Linked DNA regions of Homo sapiens: all the other regions are linked to region 1. Evidence: chromatin loops called from intact Hi-C (ENCODE). Cell type or tissue: natural killer cell. All regions are shown on one strand. Links, peaks and the distances in the headings refer to the core of each region. The heading gives the core; the rest is flanking DNA. Region 1 overlaps CRYBG1 (crystallin beta-gamma domain containing 1). Region 2 overlaps CRYBG1 (crystallin beta-gamma domain containing 1). Region 3 overlaps CRYBG1 (crystallin beta-gamma domain containing 1).

What was found. A loop is a pair of places that touch in the nucleus more often than their neighbours do. Peaks named below come from ENCODE experiments on the same cell type or tissue, not always from the same donor. Only the 100,000 strongest peaks of a DNase experiment are listed, where the experiment ranks them.
Region 2: a loop joins it to region 1, with 9 times the contacts of the local background. A loop is called at or near these places in 106 of 110 quality-filtered maps.
Region 3: a loop joins it to region 1, with 15 times the contacts of the local background. A loop is called at or near these places in 108 of 110 quality-filtered maps.

What each region holds. Positions count from the first base shown.
Region 1 is chr6:106,440,026-106,451,280 of GRCh38, forward strand. The region is part of intron 1 of CRYBG1 (crystallin beta-gamma domain containing 1); the gene reads left to right. It also overlaps the pseudogene RNA5SP211. Among named protein-coding and RNA genes, the nearest start is that of CRYBG1, 85 kb to the left of the region's middle. RefSeq lists an enhancer at 7,845-8,346. In natural killer cell, for the core only: CTCF peaks have their summits at 5,187 and 6,447 (motif pointing right); DNase peaks (open chromatin) are centred at 5,086 and 6,426.
Region 2 is chr6:106,549,192-106,560,446 of GRCh38, forward strand. CRYBG1 (crystallin beta-gamma domain containing 1) reads left to right here. Exons shown (of 22, transcript NM_001371242.2): 14 at 2,661-2,787; 15 at 2,993-3,025; 16 at 4,264-4,376; 17 at 6,577-6,706; 18 at 9,295-9,434. Among named protein-coding and RNA genes, the nearest start is that of RTN4IP1, 75 kb to the right of the region's middle. In natural killer cell, for the core only: a CTCF peak has its summit at 7,372 (motif pointing left); a DNase peak (open chromatin) is centred at 7,370.
Region 3 is chr6:106,562,072-106,571,266 of GRCh38, forward strand. It overlaps CRYBG1 (crystallin beta-gamma domain containing 1), which reads left to right. Exons shown (of 22, transcript NM_001371242.2): 21 at 1,693-1,855; 22 at 6,401-9,195. The coding sequence ends at 6,495. It overlaps RTN4IP1 (reticulon 4 interacting protein 1), which reads right to left. Exons shown (of 9, transcript NM_032730.5): 9 at 8,700-9,195. Among named protein-coding and RNA genes, the nearest start is that of RTN4IP1, 63 kb to the right of the region's middle. In natural killer cell, for the core only: a CTCF peak has its summit at 4,653 (motif pointing left); a DNase peak (open chromatin) is centred at 4,650.

The sequences.
Region 1 (11,255 bases), core at 3,219-7,218:
AAGAGCTGTACAAGAAGCCTGTGTTAAGCCTGGCAGTCCCAGCACCCAGCCCAGGGAAGACGTGGGGCTGGTGGCTTTCCCCTTCCAGGGCTGTGCACCTGCTGTGCTGCCTCTCTTCTTCTGCCCTCTACTCTCCCTCAGCTACATTATTTCCACATATAGAATTTTCCTTCCTTTAAAGCACATCCTCACCTTATTTGAAGCACTTTCCTTTCTTCCTCTCTCTCTCTCTCTCTCTCTCTCTTTTTTTTTCTTTTGAGACAGAGTCTCTCTCTGTCACCCAGGCTGGAGTGCAGTGGCATGATCTTGGCTCACTGCAACCTCCACCTCCTGGGTTCAAGCAAGTCTTCTGCCTCAACCTCCCAAGTAGCTGGGACTGTAGGCGCACACCACCATGCCCAGCTAATTTTTGTATTTTTTTGGTAGAGGCAGGGTTTCACTATGTTGCCCAGGCTGGTCTCGAACCCCTGATCTCAAGCGATCCACCTGCCTCAGCCTCCCAAAGTGCTGGGATTACAGGTGTGAGCCACTGCACCCGGCCCCTTTCTTTTTTTCTTTCCATTCTTTGTTTCCCCTTTCATTCCATTATTAATCACTATCACTCAGTTGATGGCTGTAAAGCCTAAAAGTAAAGCTAGTGATGCATTTGTGTGACGGAAAGGGAAAAACCATGAATCTTGATGTGAAATTAGAAATAATAATCATCAACATGTGGTAACAACAAAAGCTCTGTAAAGTCATGTTACAGCCTGTGAAAAATTCTCCACCCACCATCTCTTTCTGATGAAACTGATGTTTCTCAATAATCCCTATTCTTAAAAAGAGAATAATCTACACTTGAGAAAAATAGACACTATTTCTCACACCATTTTATTGCTTTCTTTTTCTTTTTAAAAACTAGTATTGAAACAATTCTGTGATTTATAACGATGTCCTTTTCTTTTTGCTGTAGTGTAATATTTCAGCTACATGAAATTGACTTTTAGGGGCTTATGAAACAGGATTTATTACAATCAGGGAAATCTTGGAGGAAGTGAATTTTGAAATTAGACTTGATGGAATTTGATAGCCAAAGATTACAAAGAGGAGAGGCAAAAGCATTAATAGAAAACCCAAGCAAAGACATATAAATAATGAAGCAAGTTGTATGTATGGGAAGGGCAAACAAATCTGTCTGACCACAGCTGGAAGTCTGAGGTGGAGGGAGGGGAGAAGGAGGTTAGAGTGGTATTGGAACACCCTTAGGGTGGGAATTTGAAGCTGACATTTGGAGCTTGTGACTAGCATCTTTGCAAGGACAACTTTATTTGGATAGATGGAGAGCAGGGATACTGTGATAATCTCTTTTTCCCTCTGCTTGCCTCTGCACCTTAGAGAATTTCTATTCATGAGAGCTGAGGTGATAAATATCAGTCCATCTCAGATTCAGCTTCACAGCCATTCTATTGTCTTCAGTCAGCAAAACTGTATCCCTGACGTGTTGCTAATACATAAAGATTTTTCATGAGAAATGATTTTAAATTAGAGTTCTCTTTTGAAACATTAACACCAGTTAATTGAACTAATTCATTAGGTATTTGATGACAATTCTAGTCGCTACATAAGGATATGTCTAGGAAGCCTTAAAGCAGCTTTGGTCCCTTGTGGAGTTTACCTACCTGGTGCAGGTGAGTGAGAGAAGCCAAAGATATGATTCAGACAATTATGAATTATGTACTAATTACTGATCATTTTGTATTAATCACCAGACAACTAGCAGGTGCTTGGAAATTGAGTAAGTGGAACACGATGAAACTGACAGTTATAAAAATTAATGTAAAAAATGAACCTCCATAAGAATTATTTTGAAAAACTAAAAAATATAAGGAAATCTCTCTCATATTGAAAATGATTTTTTTAGTTTTATATTATTATCAAAAGGCATTTACTATAAGCACCATATTATGTGTAGGAATGTTTTAGAGGTCTTGCAAGTAACCTTTAAAGACTCAATTCTTATAAAGATTTATAGACCACCATATAAAAGAATATATTGAATAGAGCCTTGAAACCTCTGAATTATAGCTGTGAGAAAGTTGAGAGTATATGATCTATAAGAAAAGTAGGTGTTTGTGAGTTCAGAAAATACAATAAATGCTAAAAAATGTTTGATACAAGGAAGAGTTACACAATTTCTCTTGAAACTTTATTGCTTCTGGAAATGCCATGAAGTAATGATGATTGCGGCAGTGTAAGTGCCATCAAAGCTCAGGATTGATGAAGATAATTATTTGAGTGCCTGGAAGGATTAACTAAGGCAGACGAGTTTCGTGCCAGGTTGTTTAGGGACCCCAGAGTTTAAGAGACTCTTACTAATTGTTGCTGGCATGAGTTTTGGACTAGAGAGCTAAGGTGGGGCAAAGGTAAACAAAATAGGCAGATGATGCATATTAAAGATGCTATAAAGTTAACTTCAAAGTGTGTGCCATCACCACAGACTTCTGGAAAATAATAACCAACAGACCAGTTTTGCATGTAACTATCGTGGTTAGGAGGAGGTGCTTTTGAACCAAAGCTTTATATTGACATTATTTGAAACAGTCATAAACAGCAACAGGCTCTGCAAGCAGCTGCTATCTTCATGAATCAAACCACCTTTGCAGAAAGCGCTTTGTATTCACTCAGCCAGCAAACTCTTACAGAGCATCTGTGATGTGACAGATGTTATTATATGCCACGGCAGAAACAAAGGGACTCATACCCAGGAGCCCCTTAAAGAGATGAGATGAGAGAAAGAGCCATCAGTGATAAGTAAGCTAAAATATAACAAAATTGCCTGGAATATAGGGTGTGTAGGGGAGCTACATTTGAAAAGTTAGACTGGGTCCAGAAGGTGAAAGCACTTGAATACCAGACAATGAAGTTAGGGCTTTATTCTGTAGACAGTGCTGAGCTATCTGTTGGTTTTCAAACCAGACAGTACATCAGGAAGATCAATCTATTTGTAAAGTTAGAATAGGTTAAAGGCTGCAGGAGACACTCAGTAGCAGAGAATAACTGGAATCTTACTAAACTGAAGACATAATGAAGTTTAGAAGTAGGATAGTAGTGGTTGGAATGCACAAGAGTAGATGGATGTCATACTGGTGAGGTGGAAGAAACAGTTTTCTTGTATTTATAACTGCCTCCCTGTCACTTCTTCCTCTAAAAGATTTACAGTAGTTTGCATCCAATTGACAATGCAAATAAATACAGATCAGAACACTAAAAGAATGATAGTGTGATAAGAGAAACAATTACTTTACAGAAACACACATTCATAATGTTTTATATAATTGTTAAAATTGATTCATGATCAAGTACATGGACCTCATTGTCTAAAAGACAAGGAGTGAAAAAGAGAAAAGCTTTTCTTGGCATTTCAGAATGAGAGAAATCTTTCCCTTCAGTCTCCATATAAAGGATATTAAGTAAGATGGTACCTAACATCCTTCTTGGCATCCCTGCAATAGGTCCAACCAAGAGTTCTACGTGGCTGCATCTTATAGTGTCCCTCAAAGCAAGTTCAAATGCGATGACAAAGGACCCCTTGATGAGTGATCAGAGGTGGATTGATTGGAGCAGGAGGGCTCAAAGATGACTCCTCAGAGTTGCCCCTGGTACTTTAGGACTATTTCTCTACCCTTGTGCCTATAACCACATAATTTTTTTTTCATTTTTAGTTTTTGTGGGTACATAGTAAGTGTATATATTTATAGAATACATGAGATATTTTGATACAGGCATATAATGTGTAATAATTGCATCAGGGTAAATGGGGTATCTTTCACCTCAAGCATTTATCCTTCCTTTGTGTTACAAACAATCCAATTATTTTCTTTTAGTTATTTTTTAATGTACAATAAAGTAGTGTTGACTGTAGTCACCCTGTTGTGCTATGAAATACTAGATCTTATTCATTCTATCTAACTGTATTTTTGTATCCATTAATATAACCATATTCTGCCAGGCTTTTTCCTCCTTGCCTGCTCCATGGTAATATCACCAGAAGCTTTGTTTGGTGCTACAAAGGCTAACAATTGAAAATACCCTCTTTTGCATTATTAATTTGTTATTCATGAGCTTAGTAAGATCATTAGTCTTTCTTTGGGGAGTATTGACACTGTCAAAATAAAAGCTACATTTTCTCTTCTCTGCCATTAGATGATAAGAATTTGAATTGCCTTAAAAGGAAAATTCCAGCAATCAAAAAAATCTTCTTTTGTATTTCGACAACTGAAAACAAAACTTGTCCAACTTGACTCTTATAAAGAGAAGCTGAAAAAAATGCCATGACCTTCAGCTTCTCTAAATCAGAGCATGTGCAATCACGCGTGAAACACAATACTCTTGATAAAACCGAGCCGTTCCTTGAGGCACAGACCTCGGTTCCTCAGTTCTCCTGGGGATTTGCACAATTCTCCTGGTTGTTTGGTCCTCGGCCTTGGCTTCTCTTTGCTTGTGCCCAGAATGAAATCATTTCTTCCTCTGGGACCAATGCTAATAAAGCCAAACCTTGTGGAACCTAGCCTGGTTCTGGGCGAGTTTCATGGTTCGTTAATCATGTGGAGTGATCCGAAATCATCAAAATCAACATACTAGTGGTCCTGAGATATTTTGCTTAACTTTCACAGACTCGGTAGCACCCAAAGCCTCGATTTCACAAGATAGAAGTATTAAGGCAAACATTTCCAGCCTTTGTTGGAGAGATGATTTGCATTCCACTGGTCAGGTGTGAGGGGGAACTTAAACATTTCTGCACCACACAGCATATTGGGAGATGGCTCCCAGCCTTCAGGCTGCCATTTTGAAAGACTTGGTGGCTCACACCTGTAATCCTGGCACTTTGGGAGGCTGAGGCAAGACAATCATTTGAGACCAGGAGTTCAAAACCAGCTTAGGCAACATAGTGAGACCCCGTCTTTACAAAAACCAACAAAACAAACAAACAAACAGACAAACAAAAACCATCAAAGTGCCCAGGAAGGTGAATGCAATCAGGAAGTAGAGGCTGACTGGACAAAAAAGGATGAGTAGAGGAGTGATATTCTTGTGCAACCACTAGATGGCAGAGTTTCTGCATTCTATTACCATTGGCAACAAGAAATACTTGGGTTAGTGGTGTAGCATCCTTTACATACCTGTAACTTTGAGGATGCTTTGTATTTTAAAAACTCGAATGAGCATAGCAAATTATTTTCATTTCCCCATCCAACTTGGAATTTTGTGATCGTGAAACTCATCTACTGAGAATTTAAAATTAGTCTCTGAGTGAGGAGTTGGGTGGGTTCTCTACTCCTAACTCTGTCATTAGCCGTGTGACTTTGAACAATGAATATCTCTGGGCCTCAATGAACTCATCTGAAAAATGGTATGGTTGGGTCACTAGATTATCTCTAAGGGATCTTCCAACCCAGACATTCTCCTTTCATATCTGAGCCTGATAAATATGCTAGCTCAAAGTACCATCTATATAATTCCTTATAAATTATTATTCAGGACATGTCAACTGACATTCATATGCATAATTACAATAGCTGATACTTATTGAGAACCTACTATATGGCAGTACTAGGCTAAGCATTTTACAAGTTTTACCTAATTTAATTCTCTTAACAATTTATCACTCCCATTTTGCAGATGAAGAAACTGAGGCTTAAAGAAGTAACTAGCTCAAGATCATATAGCTAATGGCCAGGCTGGTATGACTCTGAAATCTGTGTGTATACATTGCTATATTTGATCCTTTATTCAGCTGAGAAAAAATACAAATTTGAAGACAACACTGCTTCTGAAGGAAAAACCCATTCTGTAAATCCAAAATTCTAGGTTTTCCAAGGGAAATAGATTGTGGGGTTTTGTTTTATTTCTGGAGATGGGAGAGATTTACATGGCTCTATCCTCACACTGTCATTAGATGCCTCTTTGTGAGCCTGGGCTTCCAGTACCATGTACATGGGTAACCAGCAGGCACAACACTGTCAGTCAGTCACATGGTTTCTGAGGAACAATGTCTCTTCAAATCTGCAATAAAGTGACTGAACCAGGTAATCACCAGGGACTTTTTCAGGTCTAGCATTATCTGATGGTATGTGTCCGTAATCTAATACAGGGTCTAATGTTAGCAGGAAAGAGGTTGCTCAGTAAATGGTTGCTCTCTACCATTTAGCAGTTGCAGTAAAGAAACACCATGCACACTATTAGTGCCATTTGTTAGTGAATTAAGTTTTCTCCTTCCTTTGTGGCCAGAAAACTTATGCATGTTACAACCAATGCCTTAATTCAGAAGAGTGGTTCTAGTATCTGGTGTCTTAGGTTCCCTTGAGGAAATAATTCAATTCAATGCAGGTGGAAGCACTTTTTGGTAACTTTGAAATCACAACTCTGAGGCTCAGTTGAACACAGTAATAATTCTTTGGATAGACAATAGATGGCAGTACAGCATCAATTTATAACTTATAAACTATAGTTAAACCTAAACTTTTATGCTACATTTTATTATTTTGGATGTACATTACTATAAAACAAGAATTATTAAAAAACTTATTTAACTTGCCTTATATTAGGCTACACATATTTAAATGCTTAAGGAACAACTTGGTGGTGTAGACCAACATTAGGAAAACTCGAACTAGATTTATCAGGGCCACTTTCAAGGGCTTTGGAGAGGCCCTAGCACTGTCAATCTTGAGAAAGTAAGAGATTCTCTTTTCTTTTTATTAAAGAGGCCCGCCCCCTTCTTATATAAGCTTTAGGTCTCACAATTCTGGGATTTGTCTGAGAATAGCCATGCGGCTCTTTTAACTTGGGAAAGGGAAAACAGTCTTGCCGTTATTAATTTTGCTACCAACTTAATCTCCAGGGAGAGGGGCAATCTGGTTTTTTAAAGTAAGCCAAATAAAAAGGAAACATAATTGAATGAATTGGCAAATGTTCCACTTACTTCTAAGTCTGAGTAAAATCAAGTACCATACTTAACACTGAAACTTTCACTCTGGCAGTATAACATCTGTGCTAAAAAGAAAAGGGAGGTACAAAGGAGTATAATTAGCAAGTTAATAAATTATCCTCTGCTAAGACTGCAGACCAATATGATAGCATTTGGCGGTTGTTTTATGTTATTTACCCAAGAGGTTATTGTCGTTAATAAATGACCAGTTGTGACTATTCACAAAGGAAACTGTGCTTCCATTGGCACATAAATTTCTCATCAGGGAGCCAAGCTTAGCCTCTGTTATGACCACCTACACCCTACTCATCAGGAGTAAAACTAAAATTAACCCTTTGGGTACAAAAATAATAGAAAGAATGAATAAGACTCAGTATTTGATGGCACAACAGGGTGACTATAGTGATAATAATGTAATTGTACACTTAAAAATAACTAAAAGAATATAATTGGATTGTTTGTAACACAAAAGATAAATGCTTGAGGGGATGGATGCCCCATTCTTGATGATGTGATTATTACACTTTGAATGCTTGTACCTCATGTACCTCATAAATATATATATATATATATATATATATCTACTATGTACCCACAAAAATTAAAATAATAATAATGAAAACATTACCCTTTGGAAAAGAAAAGTTAACAAACTTTCCAATTGGTCTTTCCTGTTGCAAACATTTATTAAGGTTGGCTTTTAGGCTAGGGAGACTTATCTATGTGTAGTTCCAGAGGTAACCATTATTCGGAATTGAAAATATTTCTGCCCATTCGATAAGCCCCTATGTCTACTAGACCTTAATATCCTTGAGGGCAGGGAGTGGAATTGTTCACCTTTGTGTGCTTTGATATATGACATGTCATGGAAGATCTAGAAAATGCTGAAAGAATGAATGCTAGATAGTGTTACAAAGTTGCTTTAGGTCTTAGAGACCTCTTGGCACGATTTCAAGTGTATTATTTCTGTGTAATACATTGTGAAGGTTGTGTTTCAGGAGACAAACTTGTCCAGTAAGCTTGCTAGGAGTAGAAGGCCTGTGACTGACTCTAGAGAGGAAGTAGAACATGCTCCTGGGACGGCCTGAGTTTCCGGGGCTGGGCAAGAAGCTGCCCTGAAGCAGAGTTCTGTTTGCGAAGCCCACTCAGCCCACACATCCTGTGACCTTGCCTCACCTCCAACCAAGTCCTGGAGCAAACTGTGAAATCATGGCGTCCATGGCCAGGTGCACAGCAGCACTGTCTGGATCTGGGTCACGAGGAAAGGGAATTTAGCCAACACCCCATCATTCTCCTCCTCTCAAGGGGAAGCAGAGGTTATTGGGTATACCACACACACTCAGCAGTTCCTGTTTTAGAATGATGGTGAAGCAAGGGCCGTCCCTGGAACTGTCTGTGATAGTCCTCACCTCCTCTAGCCACTGAAAAACTAAGCCTTCCCCCAGGGCCATGTGTACCCTCCCATCTGGGAGATCATGACCCCAAGTATAGAGAACTGACTCTTGGATAGCACACTGTGTCGACTTAGTTTATCCCCCAAATCAGGAGAGCAGGCAGGTTCACAGGGTTCAACACGCTACAAGGCCCAAATTATGAAAGTTCCTACTCTGGTAGCTCAAATTCCATCTTAAATATGTGTCATCTCTACCTCTCCCAAAGTGTAGCAAGTGTGGGGAACATATTTCAAGACAAAGCTAGGGAGAGGATAGAATGCACATCGACATCCATTTCTACCCTCTCCCTTCTCCTTTTTTCCTAATTGAACCTCAGCTTCTTCAGGTGTCTAATTTCTGCACAGTAGTGTCCTTCAGGTCTCAGCCTCAAAGGGTTGGGTCCAGTGATCGGTTTAGTGCAGGTATGAAAAGAAGCCTGCTAGGTGGCTTCTAGAGGAGATTTCCCCCACTTCTAAGCAAGTTACACAGGAAGGAATTATCATACCTCTATGTGACAGCTAGAAATGTAGCAGTGACTAAATTCAGTAGCAAAGGAATACACTAGTTAAACCAACTCAGTCTACCCCTTTTGTTTTATATGTGATAATATATTTTGTTTTTTATCAGGCTTCTGTGAGTTGGACTGTTATTTCCAGGCAAAAGGATCCTATGTTTTAAGCAGGGATTGTATCACAAGCAAAATACATAGAAAAGGCTACACTTGCCAGCTTTTAATTATGTAATACGTAAGTATCTAGGAAGAAGAGATAGGTCTTTTTTGGAGTGCCCGTCTCCGACAATACAAAGCTTAGGAAGCACAGGTAGATTGCTTTTATCTCTCTTGTCACTTGGAGTCAGTCAATGGGCACATATGTTTTTCCAAAAAGGAAAACTATTAAGGGGAGCAGACTGCCTAACATTTGTGGTTGACTTTTCACAATGTGTAAGTCTAATCTATGGCCACACCACCCTAAATGCACCTGATCTTGTCTGATGTCAGAAGCTAAGCAGGGTCGGGCCTGGTTAGTACTTGAATGGCTGACAATGTGTAAGTCCACAGCAGTTGGAATAAGCTTTCAAGTCCTAGGAGTCTTCTCTTGTTTGCTACTTCTTTGGCATATTTGTGAGCAGAAGGACAAGGTGAACACTAACTTAGGGTACTGGAACAATTAATAAAAATAGGTCTTGATGTAAGACACATTCATGGTAAGACGATGACAGCATTTCAACTTTAAGGTATTTTTCAGTTGTTACTTAAATTCTCCTGAGCTATATGTGTTTCTCTTTCCCTTCAAAAATACTGTATTTAAATTCCTAAGAAGATATTAGCCTCACAGGTAGAAATGTATTTTTATATGTGTTTATATATGGCATAATATATTGTCTTTACTGTACACAAGTATTACTTTCATAGTATGAAACTAAAGGAAAAACAAAAAGAAATATATTGCTGCTAATGTACCTTTACATTTTATATAATGCAAACAATAGTGACTTTTTAAAAAAGTATGTACAGGGGCCAGGCACAGTGGCTCACGCCTGTAATCCCGGCACTTTGGGAGGCTGAGGCAGGTGGCTCACTTAAGGTCAGGAGTTCGAGATTAGCCTGGCTAACATGGTGAAACCCTGTCTCCAATAAAAATACAAAAAAATTAGCTGGGTGTGGTGGCACATGCCTGTAATCCCAGCTGCTGAGGCAGGAGCATCACTTGAACCCGGGAGGTGGAGGTTGCAGTGAGCTGAGATCATGCCACTGCACTCCAGCCTGGTGACAGAGTGAGACTCTGTCTCAAAAAAAAAAAAAAAAAAGTACACAATAGAGTTCCACAAATTATGCCCATCTATATCTCCCTTGCTGATATTACCATATTGATTAGATCTTCCTGCCCTTCTAAAGTGTTAACACTTTGCTCTATTCCTCTTTATATCCTTGCAACATTGTAGAAATCCCACAAAAGCTTCCGTTTCTGTTGCGAAATGCTGAGGTCTTGCATTTTTAGTTCTCTTTCTACTTTACTGGCATTCTTCATTCAAAGCTGTCATTCTGCTCTGGCATCTTTATTCCTGTGCTTACAAAATCTACCAAACCTTGGATCAGGTATGATGCTCAACTGCAGACAGCAAGGAACACCCAAGTCAAAATGGCTTGAAGAATAGGACGTTTATTATCTAACACAACAAGAACTCCAGAGATAGGTAATTCTGCTTCTCATTTCAAGAAATCAAGAGATAGGTATTTCCTCTCTGCTTTTTCCTCAATCTAGTCTCCTTAGGCTAATCCTGCACATGGTCCCAAGATGTTCTATCATATTCATCACATGCAGGCATGACACTGGCCTGCAGGAAAGGGAAACTTTCTCTTCTTGTAGAAGACCTTTTCCCCCATTTCTTCAGCAGACGCCTCTCACATCCCATTGGTCAGGACTGGGCCAGAGAAGCAGGGCAAAGTATGAACATTTTAGAGGGTCAGGGAGACATCAATCAATGTGGTAACATAAGCAAGACAGTTACATATGGGCATTTGCCTAAATCAGTTACTGGTGAGGGAAACTGGACACCAGGGTTAGAGCAATCCCGACTGACTACTGGGGCTGGGAGCAGCTTTCTCTGAGGCATATGGAGGATGAATTGCTGAACAAATTTAGGATTATTAGCAAAGGCAGTGTGTATGGGGGAGGTGGGAGAACAGTGAAGGGTTGGATAAAGGGAATGGCTTTGGGGTAGGCAACCATCAGAGTCTGTAAAACATTCTTTCTGCCTTTATTAGTTTCCATTCCTTTTGAATCTGATAAATATTATAATCCTAGGAACAGTTCCCATTTCCTGGCATAGTCTAGATTGTTTCTCTAACTGGG
Region 2 (11,255 bases), core at 4,887-8,886, 110 kb after region 1:
CTGGCTTTACTGTTGCTTCCTTTCATGCTGGGGGTAAAGCCTGAGGCCCTGTGGGCAGAGGCAGCACATGCGGGTACCCGTGTGCTGTACAGCATCACCTGGTCAGCCCGGGGACCTTGGCCCACTCTCCTACTTACACTTGAAAATACAAACTTTCACAAAGGTTAAGTGAGTTCTTCAAAGTTATCTGAAAGTTAATGTCATGGCCACAGGTGGAGCCAGGTCTCCTATCTCCTCACCTCTCAGTGATAAAGGATAGGTTTTTAGGCCGGGAACAGTGCTCACGCCTGTAATCCTAGCACTTTAGGAGGCTGAGGTGGGTGGATCACTTGAAGTCAGGAGTTTGAGACCAGCCTGGCCAACATGGTAAAATCCTGACTCTACTAAAAAAAATAAAAAATAAATAAAAATAAAAAAGAACAGGTTTTAAAAATTGCTAGTGAGGTTCTGAAATCGGGGGATGGGGGGTGGTAGGGGGCTGTATTTCCTGAAAGACTGAGTGGTGCATATAGCAGCTTCTCCATTTGGATGGCTGGGAGTGAGTGCACAGATGTTGGCTGTTATTAGCTACTTCTCACTGGAGATTTTGGCAGTGTTCTTTTTTTCCTTGATGGCTGTTCATATTCTAGTAATTACTGTACTTGAGTTTTTGTTTAAATCAGCCCTTTGGATAGTAAAATCATAATCTGCTCTAATTATAAAGTGTGTGGACTGTTTTAGGCATGGTTTACTAGAACAGTAAATGAAAGGGAACTTTCCAGGGCACATGGCAGGTTGGGTCACAAAGCAAGGAGAGCCTGGTGGGCCTCAGGACAGGTAGGTTCAGTCACGTTCTGGCCAATAGTCGATTGTGTCACCCTGGACAAGTCATTTCCCATTCAAAACAAATACCAACAAATACTTCCATGTGATGCTGCTTACCCATCTGTGGGCTTTGGAGGACAGAGATTTTGTCTTTTTCATCTTTGTATATCTAGTGCCAGTCTAGTTCCTGGCACCTGGTAAATGAATTAACTTACTGTGTCTTAGGTTTTTCCCATCTGTAAAATGGGAACACCAATACCTCCCTAGGAGATTAAATGTGATAACAGATGTGGAAACATTTTGCAAAGTTCTGATCACCCTACATAATACATACATAGATATTATTCCTTTAAGCTTTGAGAGGATCATGAGAATGATGAATTAATTGAAAAGATACTTAATGTCTTCAATATAATGGTATTAAGTATCTCTTTAATATAACAGAACTGAAAAACCTTTTCCTTTCAAAGACTTTATCTTTGCATAGGAAATAGCATCATTAAATTGGTTTTGTTGATTTTCCTCTGGGTGTAGATCACTTAAAAGAGAAAAAAACATTCCAAAAGAGATTTATTTTTAGTATTTCTATGAGTTTGCTCAATTTTGTTTATTTAATTTTTACATATTTATGTGATGTTGGAAACACTGTTGGAAACAATATTTTAGTTCTGTTCTGCATTTTTAAAAGCATTTCTTCTGTTAACTTCTTTTTCAGTGTGGTTTGTTGTGTAATAGACACAGCTTCCTAAGATCTTTCTGCAAAAATATTTTAAGGTTGAGAATGAAAGGACTTATTGATTGCTTATTAAAAGAACTAGGTTCTTCTTGAAAGTCCTGTTTGTTTTGTTTCCTTAGAATACAATTAGAAAAAAAAAAGCACAGAGAAGTATTGCCTTTGTAGCTTTCTCAAGAAATAGTATTTGATAAGCGAGAACGCCAAAAAGTTCATGTCAAGATACCCTTACGCTTACCATTTCTTTTGCATTAAGTTTTTTTTCAACTCTTATTTTAGATTCAGGGGGTACATGTGCAGGTTTGTTACATGGGTATATTGCATGATTTCCTGAAGTTTGGGGTACGGTTGAACCCGTCAACCTGAGCATAGCATGCAACAGGTAGTTTTTCAAACCCCCCTCCCTCCTGGCCCCTTTTGTAGTCCCCAGGGCCTATTTTTTTTTCTTCTTTATGTCCATGCATGACCAATGTTTAGCTCCCACTTATGGGCAAGAACATGCTCATAAGTATATGTTCTTGCTCATAAATATTTGGTATTTGATTTTCTGTTTGTGTTAATTCGCTTAGGATAGTGACCTCCAGTTGCATCCAAGTTGCTGCAAAGGACTTGATTTCATTCTTTTTTATGGCTGTATAGTATTCCATGGTTTATATGTACCACATTTTCTCTATCCAATCCACCATTGATCAATGAACACCTAGGTTGATTCCACATCTTGATATTGTGAATAGTGTGGCAGTAAACAAGACACGTGCAAGTATCTTTTTGGTAGAATAATTCGTTTTCCCCTGGGTATATCCCAGTAATGGGATTGCTGGGTTGAATACTAGTTCTATCTTTAGTTCTTTGAGAAATCTTCAAACTGCTTTCCACAGCAGCTAAACTAATTTACATTCCCACCAGCAGTGTATAAATGTTCCCTCTTCTCTGCTGGCTTACCATTCTGATTTGTCCTATAGACAAACCCATCTGCTTCTAAAGGTTAATGGAGAATCAGAAAAATTAAAATTTCAATTGGCAAAACAAATGAAAGTTTCTGTATGATACATAGATATCCAAATATGTGATCGTTTTATATGTAAAATATGAACTCCAACAAGTGATTGCTTTTGTTTCTTAGATGGGTAGCCTATGAAAATCCTGACTTCACAGGAGAACAGTATATACTGGATAAAGGATTTTATACCAGTTTTGAGGACTGGGGAGGCAAAAATTGTAAGATCTCTTCTGTTCAACCTATATGTTTGGTAAGGAGTTATATTTTTGTATGAGAATATTTAACTGAATTCTGGATTTCCTTAATGTGTGTTCCTGGTTCATGTAATAGTAATTGCTATGGAAAATATTCTGAGTTTATTTTTAGCAGTAATTGCTAATAATCTAGAAGAAAAAAACTTTTTCAATGTGTTTGTTCTATTCATTTCCTTTTCTCCTTCCTTTAAAAATTTTTAGGATTCTTTCACTGGCCCAAGGAGACGAAATCAGGTAACTTTAAAAATATTCTTTTATATTAATATATAAAGGGCCTTCCATTGAAAAGCTGAACTTATGTTTCAAATGTCAGACATTTGGGGCCGGGTGTGGTGGCTCACGCCTGTAATCCCAGCACTTTGGGAGGTCAAGGCAGGTGGATCACTTGAGCTCAGGAGTTCAAGACCAGCCTGACCAACATGGGGAAACCCCGTCTTTACTAAAAAGACAAAAATTAGCTGGGTGTGGTGGCTTGTGTCTATAAGCTCAGCTACTCAGGAAGCTGAGGCAGGAGAATTGCTTGAACCCCAAGAGGCAGATGTTGGAGTGAGCCGAGATCGCACCACTGCACTCCAGCCTGAGTGACAGAGACTCTGTCTCAAAAAAAAAAAAAAAAAAAAAAAAAAAAAAATCAGACATTTGGGACATTTTGTTAGTTTTACTCATTTTTATGCCTGAAAGCATAATTGTATTTAAAAAATAAGATTTAAGTTTACTTTAATGGTTAATTGACAGTACTGACCCATGTCTAAATAATTCTTATAAAATGCTTATTGTATAAAGCTGAATTTTATATCATTACATTGACTCAGTTTATATTAATACATTGAGATTAATATTTCAAACAATAGCATCTAGTTATTGTGATGGTAAAATGAATTTTCATATTTGCTGTGTCGACACTAGACATTTTTTATGGTCTCACTCAAGCTTTCTGAATGCTGATTCTTAACATCAACTGGGGTGTACATTTGTTATTTCGGCCTTTTAATGGAAGTGTTCACAGAGCCATAATTATAGAGGAACAAACACCACTATAGCCTCCTTTATTGGCATTCACAGGATTCCGATAAGTCAGCAAGTGTCTTCCATTGAGAAGGAAGGAAACTACACTATGTCTTTCCAAAATACTGTTTGTCGTTAATGTCAGAACTGATGAACAATGATTTCTGACCACAATAAAGCTTTAAAATACCTCACAGCTTCACAACAGGGTGTTCTATAGAAAGTTACCTTTGTTGTTGCATTTTACTTTGATGTCTCTGAATTAAATAAATAGTCACGAATGGCGCAGCTAACATGTTTCTAATTGATCATGAATGTAGACATGGAAAATTAAAGGATTTCTAAAATTCGTACCAGTTTACTGTAACAAAAGTCAGCAGGTCATGTTTAGGTCATCATTTCAAAGGCTAAATTAGTTAATGTGTTTAGGAAAATAATTTTATGTGTTTCTGTTTACTTTTTCAAAGATTCACTTGTTTTCAGAACCACAGTTTCAAGGTCACAGTCAAAGTTTTGAAGAAACAACAAGTCAAATTGATGATTCATTTTCTACCAAGTCTTGCAGAGTTTCAGGAGGCAGGTAAGTGAAACAAAGGCCTGGCAGAGCTGAATCACTGGAGTAAAACAGAATTCACACATCAGCAAGTATATAGTGATGCCTGTTAGGTGCTTGGCACTATGCGAAACCACCATCTTAGTCCAATGGCGTGCTTCGTGATATCTGAGTACCAGACGCCAGAGGACACGGGCTTCAGGTTGGTTGGAGAAGCTGAAGATCATCTCATTGTGTAATGGAATTCAGAGCAGGTTCTTTACTCTGTATGTCTTCCCATCATCTAGAAAGGGAGAGTTGGGCTCTAGTTAATCCAAGGTACCTCCCAAGGTGGATTGTTCAAAGGACAGGATCGGCACTCTGCATTAACAGGAAGGTAGAAAGTACACGCTGGAGTGGAGCTGGTGGACACGCGAATCAGGGAGCATACCAGTCCGGCTTGCTGGGAGGGCTTTGTACTGGGAGGAGAAGCAAAGCTGAGCACACTGAGTTTAGATGGCTTCCACAGGAAACACAAGACCCAGGGCAAAGGCAATGGGCTCAATTGTTTCATGCTGAAACAATCCTTGTACAAAAGCTTCATGGAGAGGGGAGAGCCCAAGGTCAGGGAAACTCGGTCAGGAAAGCCTTGGAGCAATCTGTGCAAGAGGTGTTGAGGATTTAAGTCTCTTAATAATAGTAGTAATAGTGCCTTTAATCACGTGGTTCTTTATGGTTGAAATAATGCTATCCTGTCCTTTAGTATTGCACAGCAAAAAAGCACTGACTTTGCATTCAAATACACAGATGGAGGCCGGGTGCAGTGGCTCCTGCCTGTAATCCCAACACTTAGGGAAGCCAAGGCAGGCAGATCACTTGAGGTCAGGAGATCGAGACCAGCCTGGCCATCATGGCAAAACCCTGTCTTTACTAAAAATACAAAAATTAGCCGGGCATGGTGACACACCTGTAATCCCAGCTACTTGGGAGGCTGAGGCAGGAGAATTGCGTGAACCCAGGAGGCAGAGGTTGCAGTAAGTTGAGATCATAGCACTGCACTCTAGCCTGGGCAACAGAGCAAGACTGTCTCAGGAAAAAACAAAAAAGGCAAATACATAGTTGGATAGTAAAGCTTCCTAGTTTGTTGGACATACTGCTACCACATCCCCACTCCTCGTTATCCCCTGCCTGCTTCATTTATTACCTCCAGTCCTGTGCATGTTTAAAATTACCTGTCTCAGCTCACTAGAGTATTAACTTCAGGAGAGCAGGGACTTTGGTTCTCTGCTGTATCCCCAGCAATAGAAAAGTACCTGACACATAATCCTCAAAAGGCATTTGTTGGGTTAAAAACAACAACAACAGGGCCAGGCACGGTGACTCACACCTGTAATCCCAGCACTTTGGGAGGCCGAGGTGGGCAGATCACCAGGTCAGGATTTCGAGACCAGTCTGGCCAATATGGTGAAACCCCGTCTCTACTAAAAATACAAAAATTAGCCAGGTGTGGTGGCATGCACCTGTAGTCCCAGCTACTCAGGAGGATGAGGCAGAAGAATTGCTTGAACCCAGGAGGCAGAGGTTGCAGTGAGCCGAGATCATGCCACTGCACTCCAGCCTGTGTGACAGAGCGAGATTCTGTCCCCCCGCCACCAAAAGAAAAGAAAAAAAGGAAAAAAAAAAAAAAGGCCCACAAACTTCTAGGGGAGCATGGCAAATCACCATTTTATGAATAATGTTGATACCAGAGAGGCTAAGTGACTTGTCTAAGTCAATATAGTATTTTGACTCCTGGCCCAGTGCAGAGGTATTAGAAATGAGGATAGAGGAGTGTGCGAGAAATTTTGGAAGGAAATCAATAGACCAAATCAATAGGCCTTGGTGATTAACTAGTCACAAAGCTTGAAGAAGGATTATTCAAAAAGGACTTGAGGGCTTGAAGCTCCACTGGCTGGGCAAACGGTGGCACCCATGAGAAGAGCAAGGAAGGCTGGAGGCTGGGGAAGTCAGAAAGAACGTGGAGAAAGAAGTTTGTTTCCCAAATGCAAAGTTAACTGACTTATTATGAATATTATTTTGCCACAAGCAGAAATGCAATAAATATATCCAAATATTTTTGAAGAAAGAACTCTGTTTGCCAGAAGCATTGTGTTTATTTTATAGCAGGCCACCTCTAAAAATCAGACTTCTTGAATAGGAGTGCTCAAGTTGCATATTCTGTGCATGTGTGTGGTTTTTCCCATTGTAGCTGGGTTGTATATGATGGAGAAAATTTCACTGGTAATCAATACGTGTTGGAAGAAGGCCATTATCCTTGTCTGTCTGCAATGGGATGCCCGCCTGGAGCAACTTTCAAGTCTCTTCGTTTTATAGATGTTGTAAGTATGTCATTGTGAATAGTGTTGCAGAAATGTATGCCTCATATAGCTGATGGTCAGAGTGAGGTAACCAGCCGGTAGAACCTGCTCTTAAAGTTAGTTAAGGGCTTGGAGATGGAACTGTCCATTTGGCTCTGTGTACATCTAGTTTATTGATTCTAACTGGTACACGTTTTCCACCACCCTGTTTTACTCACTTAATCCTCATATGCATATCCCTATGGACCTGAGTGGGAGTCTCTTGGACTATATATTAGGAGTAGAATTACTGGATTTCACATGTAAGAACAGGCAGTTTCATTCAGTACTGCCAGATCCCACCACTTGAGACTCCCACCAGCAGTACACATTGTTGCCATTACTGAATATTCTCTCATTCTAATTTTTGTCAACTTGATAGAATGAGCAGAAAGCAGTATGTCGTCATTGGGTTAATTTGTATTTCACTATTAGTGAGGCTGGTATCTCTTATTTATAATTTGCATTTTCTATTCAAGGAATTGTGTATTGTATCCTTTGCAATTTGGCTTCCTCTACCTTTGGTTGTTATTATTGAAGAAATTCCTTATAGGTTTTTAGTCTATTATTATTCTGTGTTTTAGAGATTTGCAATCAAATGACTTCTCCCAGTTTGCCACTATGTGCTAATCCAGATTATAGTGCCCTCTTTTGGACAGAAGTCTTTCAGTTTGATGTAGTGGAAGTAATATTCAATAGAACAAAACTGCAAGATCATGTTGAGATATTAAAGTCTGGAAGTATCTGTCGTTTCTGACATTTTTATTAGTTTTTGGTAACTGCTTTCTCATAAAAAGCTTTAAACACACGTAATTGCTCATTTTAGTTTTAAATGTAGGAAGAACGTATGTGAGTTGGTTTTCATCTCATCCCTGCCTGCCTGTTTAAATAGCAAAAATGCTACTGAGACATGAAAATAGTAACAAAGAAACATGAAATGAGGTAGTAAGATTCATTAGCTTACAAGTAATGAATAAGACTTTGATTGTTATTCTGCCTAGAATTCTAAAAGCTACCTACAAGTATATATTTGAAAATTTCAATGCCTTCCCTCAACCAGAACTTGGCATATATGCTCACAACACTCTGAGGCTATAGATGACATCTTTTTATGTTTTAATTGTGAGGAAATGAATGTTTTACCCATATGAAGACTACATATCTTTGTGACTTAATACTTCAAAATTATTTAATTGCTTTTTAATACTAAAGTGTTTAGAACATTTTTGGGCTTGCCATCTCAAAAGTGCAATAAAAGTGCAAAGTAGTAATACTACTATAATTTTTGTCTTCTTTCCTCCATGTATGTTTTATATAAACTAATTCCTAGACCACACAAACTACTTCTACACACTAACATGCTCTGTTTACTGATGGACAAAATCTTTTTACCAGTCAGGACACATCCACATAAATGAAGCAGTAAGGTACCGCACCCTTTCCACAAACTTTAAGCAGGATAGGGAAAAAATTGTAATCCCCACATGCTTTTATTTTTTTTTTTTTTGAAATGGAGTCTCACTCAGTTGCCCAGGCTGGAGTGCAGTGGCATGATCTTGACTCACTGCAACCTCCGCCTCCCAGGTTCAAGTGATTCTCTAGTCTCCCACTCAGCCTCCAAAGTAGCTGGGATTACAAGCATGCACCACCATGCCCGGCTAATTTTTTTGTGTTTGTTTGTTTGTTTTTGTATTTTTAATAGAGATGGGGTTTCACCCTGTTGGCCAGGCTGATCTCAAACTCCTGACCTCAAGTGATCCGTCCACCTCGGCCTCCCAAAGTGCTGGGATGACAGGCGTAAGCCACCATGCCCGGCCTCCCACATGCTTTTTAATGCATCATTTATGATCTTAGCAGTACTATCATTAGAGATTAATGTAGAATCAAAAGTGTCTATAATTTGAAAAAACAGGCATAAGCTGCCAACTTTTCATTTTCCTGAACAGTGAACGTTTGTGCTGTTGTCCTCTTTAAAATGATTGACAGTTTGAACATAGAGCTTCCATCCTGTTGTTTTTTTTCTCTCCTCTTGACAATGATTCCTACAGGAAAGTTTGGGAGCATGAGTACACAGAATCATTGTCTTAGTGATGAACAGAAAAAAAAAAGACATTTGAAAATACATACAAGAGGAAGGTTCCCTGATTAGGCAATACCACTGTACACTAAGTGACTAAACATCAGATGCCACAGCCCTCTGACCCTTGGCAATTATGTCCATGACTTTCCAGCCCCTCCTTGTCCCAGTGAAAATGGCTAAGTCAAAAATAAATGCCATCAGAAGTGTTGATATTCCCAGCGTATACCCATTTCTCTTTTTTTTTTCCCCCTGTTTTACAAACTATTTATATTTACCTGCCTTCCTATGCAATGGAGAAACTAACTGCCCCTCTGTGCTTTCTCTCTAGCTTGGAGTACACAAACATCCAGGCTCCCTTGGAAAAGGAGTTTATGGAAAGGCCAAATCTAGCAGATTTTTTGTGCTTTGTCCTTGTAACAAGATGATTTTCACATAAGTTTGAATTATTAACAAAGATGAATAACAGAACATTGTTTTTGTTCCTCAACAGGAATTTTCTGAACCAACAATTATTCTCTTTGAAAGAGAAGACTTCAAAGGAAAAAAGATTGAACTTAATGCAGAAACTGTCAATCTCCGATCCCTGGGATTCAACACACAAATACGCTCTGTTCAGGTTATTGGTGGCATGTGAGTTACCTACTTGTTGACTCAATAAAATAGATCATTTTAAAAATCAAGTTTGGGCTGGGCACAGTGGCTCACGCCTGTATTCCCAACACTTTAGGAGGCCGAGGTAGAAGGATCATTTGAATCCAGGGATTCAAGAAAAGCCTGGGCAACAAAGTGAGACCCCATCTCTACCAAAAATTTAAAAATTAGCCAGGTGTCGTGGCACATGCCTGTGGCCCCAGCTACGTAGGAGGCTGAGGCCGAAGGATCACTTGAGCACAGTAGGTTGAGGCTGCAGTGAGCCGTGTTCACGCCACTGTACTCCAGTCTGAGTGACAAAGCAAGACCCTATCTTAATTTAAAAAAAAAAAATTGATCAGATTTCTCCCTCTCTTATATTATCTTAAACTAATTGACATATACCCTCTCTTTTTGTAAGGGTTAATAATTATGCACCTTTGTAGAACACTTTTCCACTGGGAAAAGTCATATGTAAAGCATCTTTTATTTCATTATCCAGATTTTTAGTTTATTTAAGGTAAGGATTTTGTCTTTAACACCTCTCATAGTCTAGCAAGTAAGAAAGAGCTGACTTTACTTATCCCTTTAAAAAAGAGCAAGTCCTCTGATTTTGGAGCTCAGGGTTGGGATTTTCCTTTAGCTGGGAATGACTGGCAGATGTTATACAAATGATTAAAGGTCAACTTGGAAAGATTTTTTTCCCCTCAACTTCGAATACTTTTGAATAAGATATAAAAATGAATGAGTACCATCAATGTAATACATGTTTTTAAGAAAGTATTTTTCTTTTATTCACAAAAACAATAGGTATGGTCTACCTGTGTACAACAGATGTTGGGGTGGACTACATCTATTTAAAAAATAATCAGGCCGGGCTGGGTGCAGTGGCTCCTGCCTGTAATCCCAGCACTTTGGGAGGGCAAAGCGGGTGGATCACCTGAGGTCAGGAGTTCAGGACCAGCCTGGCCAACGTGGTGAAACCCTGTCTCTACTAAAAAATACAAAAATTAGCCAGGTGTGGTGGTGGGGCCCCTGTAATCCCAGCTACTCAGGAGGCTGAGGCAGGAGAATCACTTGAACCCAGGAGGTGGAGGTTGCAGTGAGCTGAGATCACACCAGTGCACTCCAGCCTGGGTGACAAGAGTGAAACTCCATCTAAAAAAGAAAATAAAAAAAATCACAGAAGCTGGGCGCAGTGACTCACGTCTGTAACCCTAGCACTTTGGGAGGTCAAAGTGGGCAGATCACTGGAACCCAGCAGTTCCAGACAAGCCTGGGCAACATGTTGAAACCCTGTCTCTATTGAAAACACAAAAATTAGTCGGGTGTGGTGGTGCACGCCTGTAGTCCCAGCTACTCAGGAGGCTGAGGTGGGAGATCACTTGAGTCTGGGAGGTTGAGGCTGCAGTGAGCTGTGATCGTGCCACTGCCCTTCAGCCTGGGCAACAGAGTGAGACCTACCTGGAAAAAAAAATTATAGAATATTAGGGTGGTAGAATTATGGGTGATTTTTTTGCAGTAGGTTTTAATATTTTGTTTTTATGATAAGATGACTAAAATGATAAAATTTTATCCAGGATTTAAGTTCCAGGATTAAAAGTAGAGTGCATTCTTCCCTGATGTAATATGCAAGAGAGGAGGGCGCTGGGCTGCTTCCACGCCAGTCTGCGCTTAAACCCATACTTCCTCAGGTGTGCAGCAGTAGCATCTGAGCGGAAGGGAACTGAGTATCTTAGCAGTTTTTTAGATTTAACAAAGATTACTCTCACTGCAGACAAAACTTTTTATTTAACCCTATTTAGCACCTACTAAGAGCTT
Region 3 (9,195 bases), core at 2,655-6,654, 120 kb after region 1:
GATTTTGTGAGCTTGACCGTTGGCTCCTGATTTTCTTTAAAAAAACAAAACAAAACAAAACAAAAAACCAAAAAAAACCTGGTGCCCCGTGAGTCAGCAGAAGGAACACAGCCTTGCGAAAAGGAGTACAACTCGTTAATTGGGTCTGTTGTGCTGGAGGGGGAATTCTTTCAGTAAACAGAAGTACTGTTTGGACATGCATAGAAGAACTAGCAGGAGGAACAGAAGTAGTTGTAATATGGAATCATGAAAAGAAGCTTTCTGCCTTTGAATTGTCTTAATCCAAGAAAATGGTGTCTTTCAGCAGTTATTTCTAACAGACATTTCAGTGATGTTATTTAACAACTTTGAATTCAATAGGTCAATGAGAAAAAGTCTCCTAGATTATCACAGTGCTTTCATCTCAATATAGAATAATATACTTTAATTTTTTTTAGACGGGGTCTTGCTCTGTCACCAGGCTGGAGTGCAGTGGCACTATCTCGGCTCACTTCAACCTGTACCTCCCGGGTTCACGCGATTCTCCTGCCTCAGCCTCTCGAGTAGCTGGGACTACAGGCGTGTGCCACCACGCCCAGCTAACTTTTTTGTATTTTTAGTAGAGACGGGGTTTCACCATGTTGGCCAGGATGGTCTTGATCTCCTGACCTCGTGATCCACCTGCCTTGGCCTCCCAAAGTGCTGGGATTACAGGCATAAGCCACTGCGCCTGGCCTACAATAATACACTTTTAACAGGCATTTTTATAGCAACATTGTTTTGTTTTTGTGTTTGAGACAGAGTCTAGCTCTGTTGCCCAGGCTGGAGTGTAGTGGTGCAATCACAGCTCACTGTAGCTTCGACCTCCTGGGCTCAAGGGATCCTCCCACCTCAGCCTCCTGAGTAGCTGGGGCCCACAAGTGCATGCCACTATACCTGGCTAATTTTTAAAACTTTTCTGTAGAGATAGGGTCTCACAAGTGATCCTCTCACCTTGGCCTCCCAAAGAGTTGGGATTACAGTTGTGAGCCACTGTACCTGGCCAGTAATTTTTGTTAATGGCATGTGAACATGACTGCCATACATTATTTATATATTAAGGGTAGATTCACTTCAGGGAAGGGCTCATAAAATCTTTGCATTAAAACACCCTCTAGTGAGTCTGCATTTTTCTGTTTTCATAGCTGGAAAGCATGCCTGTTTAGAAAATTTTAATTCTCATGAAGGAAAGACAAATGCTAATAAATGCAATTCCGAGTTTTAAAATGATAAAATGCCCTTTAGCCACCCAGTGCTACAAAATTAGAGGTGCAGTCATATACTGGAAGGTCAGGCCAAGCAGAGGTGGAGATGTCAGAGGGAGATATAGCTACAGAACCTGCCTGGGATCATGGTCACTTATGACAGGGAAAAATATGATGGGCAGTTCTAATGTTATGAGGCTTTCCCTACTAGTAAGATAGTCTTGCAAAGGGCAGAAGTCTCTGACGATGCACAAACATTGAGATTTTCCCATCATTCGTGTCATCTGAAATAAATGGCATAAATATTTATTGTCCGATTCTAGTTGGCTAAGAGCTGAACTGCCTCATGTGGGGTAAATGAAGCTAGGAACTAAGATAATTTTAAAGCCCAATGTAACCAGAGAAATAATTGCTATGAGACTTACAGCTGGATACATATTTAAGATATCTGGTCTTTTCCACTGAGCAGATAGCAGAAGACTGCTGCCTGACGATTGTGGGCAGCCTGGTAACATCTGGCTCCAAGCTAGGCCTGGCCCTGGACCAGAATGCTGACAGCCAGTTCTGGAGCTTGAAGTCCGATGGCAGGATTTACAGCAAGTTGAAGCCAAATTTAGTTTTAGACATTAAAGGTAAGGGTCACTTCCTTTATTTTCTTTATTGTAATGTGTATGTCTTTTAGTTAAGGAAAAATCTATTCATAACTTTTGAAAATGATGAATGTATTATTAGTAGTAACAGTAAGAGAGCCCCTACTGTGTGCCAGCTGCTGTGCTAGCCACTTTCAGTACACCATGTCCCGTCATCTTCACAGCCGCCCTATGAGGCCTACATTATCCCCTCTCCCTCTTTTCTCCCCAGTTTTACAGACAAAACAACAACAACAACAACAACAAAACCCCGGAAGCTCAAAGGGGTTGGCCAGTTTGGCCACAATCTCACAGCTGTAACTGCTGAACCAGAATCTGGCCATAGGCTGACTTCAAACATTTATTTTATTATAATAGTGTTAGGCTAAAAATCACAAGCTGAAAGGCCGTGATTGCACTTAGTTCGGTAGAGTTGATGATTCTCATGTATACACGTGACCTTTCATTGAAAAGATCTAAGATCTCAAAGGAATTAACACAGCCTACAGGATTTCAATGCAACATGTGTTCAATGAAGCTAATAGGGAGTGAACTGATGGTGCTTGGGGGAGAATAAATTTAGCGTGGTTGTCCTCAAACTTTATTTGCATCAGAATCACCTGGAGGGCGGGTTAAAATAGACTGTGGGGCCACATCCTCAGAGACTGAGTCTGTAGGTCTGGGGTGGGGCCTGATAATTCCTTTTCTAACAAGTTCCCAGGTGTTGCCAATGCTGCTGGTCTGAGGCCCACACCCGGAGAACCACTGATAGTCATTTAAAAATAACATAAGAATGACCTAACCTCTGTGTGGGAACTCAGTGAACTAGTGTGTTGCTATTGACAGGTGCAGATGGTGTGTTCATGTCATCTGGGGTAATTCTGCTTTAAATTAATGGGCACTTTTTTATTCCCTATCAGGAAAGTCAGCACAATTGTGTTTTGTAGCGAACTGGTGATAATGTAACCATACTACATACTCCATTAATTTTTTTAAATTTTTATGAGTATATTACATACTCTATTTTAAATCATCACTACAAAATGACTCAATTTTACTTTAATCAGGGATTTAGGCCAATGCTGTCATTAAAGTTTATGATGTAGGGGTAAAGAGCCAGGTGCCGTGGCTCACGCCTGTAATCCCAGCACTTTGGGAGGCCCTGGTGGGTGGATCACGAGGTCAGGAGATCGAGACCATCCTGGCTAACATGGTGAAACCCCGTCTCTACTAAAAAATACAAAAAAATTAGCTGGGTGTGGTGGTGGGCGCCTGTAGTCCCAGCTATTTGGGAGGCTGAGGCAGGAGAATCGCGTCAACCCGGGAGGCGGACGTTGCACTGAGCCGAGATTGTGCCACTGCACTCCAGCCTAGGCGACAGGGCAAGACTTCGTCTCAAAAAAAAAAAAGTTGTAGGGACAAGAAAGTGCTGTAATCTGATTTTTAAAAAACAACTTTTCTGGATAATGGAGAACGAATCTGGACATTTTCATCAGGGGCTTTGGTAACTGTATGGGGAGCAAAAGTGGCTGTCACTTCTGAATGATCTCCAGGTAGGTAGCTTGGCCAACCCACTTAAAACAATGGACTTAGGATCAGACAGAATCTGAGAAGTTGGAAAGATGCTCAGAAGCAAACAATGCCTTTGCCTTCATTAAAGGGGGCACTTAGGGAACACAAACTAAGCACTGCAACTACAGGCTGGATGGAGACCACAAAGATCATATAAAATGCAAGTAGTACCCTTGGATATAAGAAAATAAATGCAATATTCAGAAACCAAACAGTAACATATAGTACAGCTCCCTCACCTTACATTTGGTACAACAGATTTGTCAATATGTAGACAGGTGAAATACTCATTTTATAGATGATCAACCTGAGGTTCAAACTAGTTAAGAATTATGCAGATCTTTGTTTATTCTTATTTTGATAAACTTTATTGCACTAGAGTGCTTCAGTGTTGACAAGAGTTTCAAAATCTCCAGAGACACCAAAGAAATGTGACTCAATTGGAAAAAATGGAGTTTTTGACACAATGTTAGAGAAAGTAGGGTATGTAGTTCTCAAAGGAAATCTGACCAAACCTTCCTGTTTTTTACAAATGTGATCTGCTTCCTATGTCCAGGGTGGACAACACTATGATCCTTAGCTAGAGCTTTCTTCTCTTATTCTTTCAACATGTATTCACGGGGTACACACTATGTGCCAGGCTCGGTGCTAGACACGGAGGGCACCAGCGTGAAAAAAAAAAAAAAAAGCCTCCTCCTTGGCTTCAGACAGTTTACGTTCTAGATGCGCTAGGCACACAGGATGTCCCTGACTTGTTACATTAGCAGCGGACCAGAAGGAAGGACACCTCACTCCTTGTCTTGGCTCTGACATGAACCGTGGGACTCTAGGTTTCTTAAGACTTCTTTTTAAAGCTCCAGAGCCCCTTCCTAAATGACACTATATAAATTACTCAAGTGCCTGCTGAGTAAGCATAATGTCCCGTATATTTGTGAAATCTCAGTATCTAGCACGGTAGCAACAACAGTCTTTTTTTTTTTTTTTTTTTTTTTTTGAGACGGAGTCTCACTCTGTCGTCCAGGCTGGAGTGCAATGACACGATCTCGGCTCACTGCAACCTCCGCCTCCTGGGTTCAAGCAATTCTCCTGCCTTAGCCTCCTGAGTAGCTGGGATTACAGGTGCCTGCCACCACGCCCGGCTAGCTACAACAGTTTTAATTCCTTGTTAAACTGAATTTAATTTTCTCAGACTGGGAGAATGGTGCCATCTTGTGGACATGAGAGAGCAGCGCCGCACGTCCCACACCCCATGCAAAGGAAAATATAAACACGTCTCTTCTCGTTGGTGCACTTACTAGCAGACCATGATTTCCATTAGCTACAACTACTGAACCATTTGTTATCTATTAAAATTGCCCTAAGAATTATTAGATCATGCATCTGTCTTCTAGCTCATCTTCTTGTGTTTGGGAAATGAGTTCTTTTGGTAGACATTCATGTATTATTCCAGACCACATACCTTGTAACAACAGTGGAAGCTGATTCATGTTCACTTTAAAAAACATGAAGTCTGCACAATTTAAACACTCTCCAAAGGCAAGAGAATGAATCAAATTATTTCTCAAGAACTTTCTAGTTTTCATGATTCTAGTTGAATTTATATGAAAGTATTTTAAGATACTTTACTTTTAAAATACAAAAGATACTCTTAAAATACAAAAAGTATTTTAACATACTATAATGAAGAATGAAAAGAGACATTGTGACTTTAATACTTCCTGAAATTTCAGTGGAGTATGCTGTGTGTCTCTGTCTCGGCAGAGTGTAGGGTTTGCTGGTAGTTTTTTCCCTACTGCTACAAACTTACACATAAAGGCCCAAAACACCTTACCCTTGTATTCTATAGTACATCTAGCCATACATCTAGCTGTGTAGAGGCTGTAGATTACCAATGATGATAAATCAGTGTCTCACAAGAGAAGAGACGATTTCCTTCCTCAACTATAATACCTAGATTTATTGTGTAAATTCCCAAACCTTTTTCATATTTTGTAAATGCTTCAAAGGTGAAAAGAATGTTTATTTCTTCTTGATCCAAGGAGGAAGCATGCTTTCAATACCAGTCACTCCCTGCATCAAAATGCACAGATTTTTACTTTGATGGGGTCTTTGTTGATACATCCTTGGTGCTGAGGTTTATGCTAAAAAAAGGATAAGCCATCTGAAGGGATCTTTATTCTACACTGGAAAAAAAAAAATCAGATAACCCTTTTGTTAATGATACTTCTCCAAAGAAAGAAGCCATGAGGCTGTTTTTAGCACTAAAGTATCTGAAACATCCAGTAAGCACCTTTGGAAAATCTTACAAACATTCTGGTAACAGGGAGAGAGTTCATGATAATAGTTTTACAATACTGTGGTACTCAGCATCCTAAATGCTATGAAATTTTATCCACCAACTGAGTCCCCAGTAGTGACAATGCTACCGCGTCCCCTTATGTACTTCCGGGTGTCATCCAAACCTCCCCTTTGACCTAATACAGCCCGTTTTCATTGTTCATGCAAGTGCTGTTCCTCGATAACCATTCCTCCCACCTTTCCACCACTGCCAGGACTACCTGCTCTTTCCTCGCTGGTGTCTCGAATCTACCATCTCACCACCAAATATATGTTAGTCTCTTTACTCCTTTTCCCTTCTCTCGGGTTTTCCCAGTTCCCTTGAATTTCAGACATTGTAAGAGTGACTGTGGACTAGCTCTTAAGAACTGGGTAGAAAAAGGAGCCCGTGAGGTGGGATGTCCTGTGTGAAGGTGCTGGTGCCCCAATGGTGGGATCTGGACAGATTCACCCATGGCAGGTTGACCCTCTCATCCCACAGGGGCCCAGGCTTCCCTCCCTGCCTTGCCTCCTTGAGGCATGCAGTTCTACACCTTGTTTACTTGCTTACTTTTGCTGTACTGGTGTTAGGGGAATTGTGTCTGCTATAGACCCTTCACCATGGGTACATTCATCTTTTATTATTTTCCTTTCTTTTAGGGGGCACACAGTATGATCAAAATCACATTATCCTCAACACTGTCAGCAAAGAGAAGTTTACACAAGTGTGGGAAGCCATGGTCCTATATACCTGAACAAAGAAGGAAGAAGAATCTTCTGGAGGTCCTTCCAGCCACCTTATTTCTTAAAAAGGACAATGCTGATGGAAGACCAGACTGGAAAGTGGATCGACTCCTCCTTCATTGATTCTAAATTCAACCTTAAATCATGCTGCCATGACTCAGAGAACTTACTCATCGTTTCAAAAGACTATCATAGCTTTAAACCAATAATTTGTCCTCCTTTCATTTCTTGCCTTTCATTTTTGGTAGCTGCTTAAACAGGTTGCCTAATTAGCAGCTTTTGGGTGATTTTGTAAAATGTTATATCAAGATTTCAAGACTGTGTACATTTTAAATTATTTCCAAAGATAGTGACAGGAGAGAACTGGAACAAATTTACCAACTTTGTGGACCTACAAAGCCCTTACACTTTAAAGGGTAAGACAAAGGCTTAAGTTTGAAAGGTAGAGAACTGTTTAGCATCTGAGAAGAAATACTTTATTAGGCCTGTAATTTTGGTTCTTGGCCTTAAACACTTTCTGGAACCTTTAAATATGCTGCATAGCACAATGGGAAAGCCTTAGGTATTCACACATTTAAGGAACTCTAAACAAAATACTATTTTCCTTTAGTTCATATTAAAAATTAATACATTTTAAAAATTTAATGTCAAAGTCTGGTAACATTTGTTAGTAGGATTTGAGTTATTATTTTTTGAGACAGGATCTCAGGCTGGAGTGCAGTGGCACAATCACGGCTCACTGCAGCCTCTACCTCCCCAGGCTCAGGTGATCCTCCCACCTCAGCCTCCCAAGTAGCTGGGACTATAGGCACACATCACCAAGCCCAGCCAAATTTTGTTTTTTTTTTGTAGAGATGGGGTTTCATCACGTTGCCCAGGCTGATCTCGAACCTCTGGGCTCAAGCAATTCACTCGCCTCGGCCTCCCAAAATGCTGGGATTACAGGCCTGAGCCACTGCGCCCAGCCAGGATTTGAATTATTTTAACTCATCCATGGGCTGCCCTAGAATGTCACAAATGAGGGTTGTTTAATGCCTTTCTTATAGCTGCTACTGGAACACTATTATGACCTAATTTATGAGCCATCCTTACTCATCTACAAGTGCTGAAGCAATGTTACATACTTTTTTGCTAAACTCAGATTTTTTAGCCTAATTTCTTGTCCTCCTATCCACCTGCATCCACACATGGCCTGCATGGGGCTGCCTTCCCTGCAGTGTTCTGCAGCCATGCTTCAGGGTATAGCTGTTGGTGGACAGCCTCAGGTCTTGGGGGCACTATAGCCACTAAACGAGGTGTGAAAGGCTCAAGAGGATGACCAGCAATTAATTATCCCCAGAAAGTGAAGGAAAAGAGACCTTTAGGGATGTTGCTGGTCAAGTCTTGATTTGACCGGAGTCAAATCAATCTTCAAGCAATCTTGGAATCCTCAACTGCAGTAAGCATTTCAAAATGCAAACAAACTGCTTAACAACTGACAAGACACCAGCCCATACGCTGCTCTTCCAACAGTGGGTTCTAGCTTTGAACAAAAGTGCTAAACATTTCCTTGAATATATTCTTCCTCTTTTTGTCCTCATCACTCAATACTGGTGCTCTTGTCACAGGTAGAACAGCTTGTTTCTTTTCCATCTATTCAAGTGTGTTTCTAATTCTAAAATGCTGATCTTCTCTGGAGTCTATGGTAGGCAATTATGGTCACTGGAATAGTTTGTCTTGTTTTAAAATATTATTGGTGCATGTACAACAGCATCCAACATATCTGTCTTGTTCCTAGATATATAGCTCTGATTTTAGGCCTTTTGTGCATACCATTACAATATGGTGGGGTAAGACATTCTACAGTAGCCTGTGCTGAACTGATCTCTTAAATAAACTTGCTTCTGGTTAACTATGTTGATGAAATCTGAGAGTCCATTCAGTAGCCCTCATCTCACCCTTCAAAGAGAGTCAGCTAGCAGATTAGAAACAAATGTCTGATTAGGATGAAGCAGGTTTGAGGGGTGCTGGTATAATAGCAAGAAAGATTTGCTGACCACTCTCTTTCCAAACTCCATAGTTTCTGAGTGGAAACGAGGATGAGTGAGGTCCTGGCTCAAGTATTTTACTCCCACTACCACCTGGGAGCCCTCCAGGAAAAGAGCTGAGGCTGCTCCAGATGGAAGTCAAGAGCAGCTGGTATTTACACCTGGAAAATCAGATTTTTTTTTCTTTTGCAATAACTCGGTAGTAAGACCAGACCAACAATTTTAGAGAAAAGCCTACATCTAACATACATGCTACCAAACGAGTGTCTAACAGGAATAAACCAAGCAGAAATCTCAAAACAGGTCTACATCAAAAGTTACAAGCAAGCATATCAGGTGCAATACTGAGGATGAGTATATTAGGAAGTAAAAACACTTACCGTAAATGAATATTCGAAGTGCACACTGCAATGGGTTGATTGGAGAGATATCTAAATGTAAACATTTGACATCAAAGTGGCAAGCTTTGGGCTCCATTGGAAGGCTGCAATTTCCATGGAAAAGCCCTCAGAGAAGCATGTTTCAATTGCCGAAACAGGCCTAATCCTTATGCAAGATGTAAGGGTTTTAAAAAGTTAGAAACTCTGCTCTCACCTTTCAATATTAAGAGCATAAACAAATGAATCACCAGGCAGATTTTTATATATGACACTAAGAGATTTAGAACTTTAAGAGCTGTGGTGA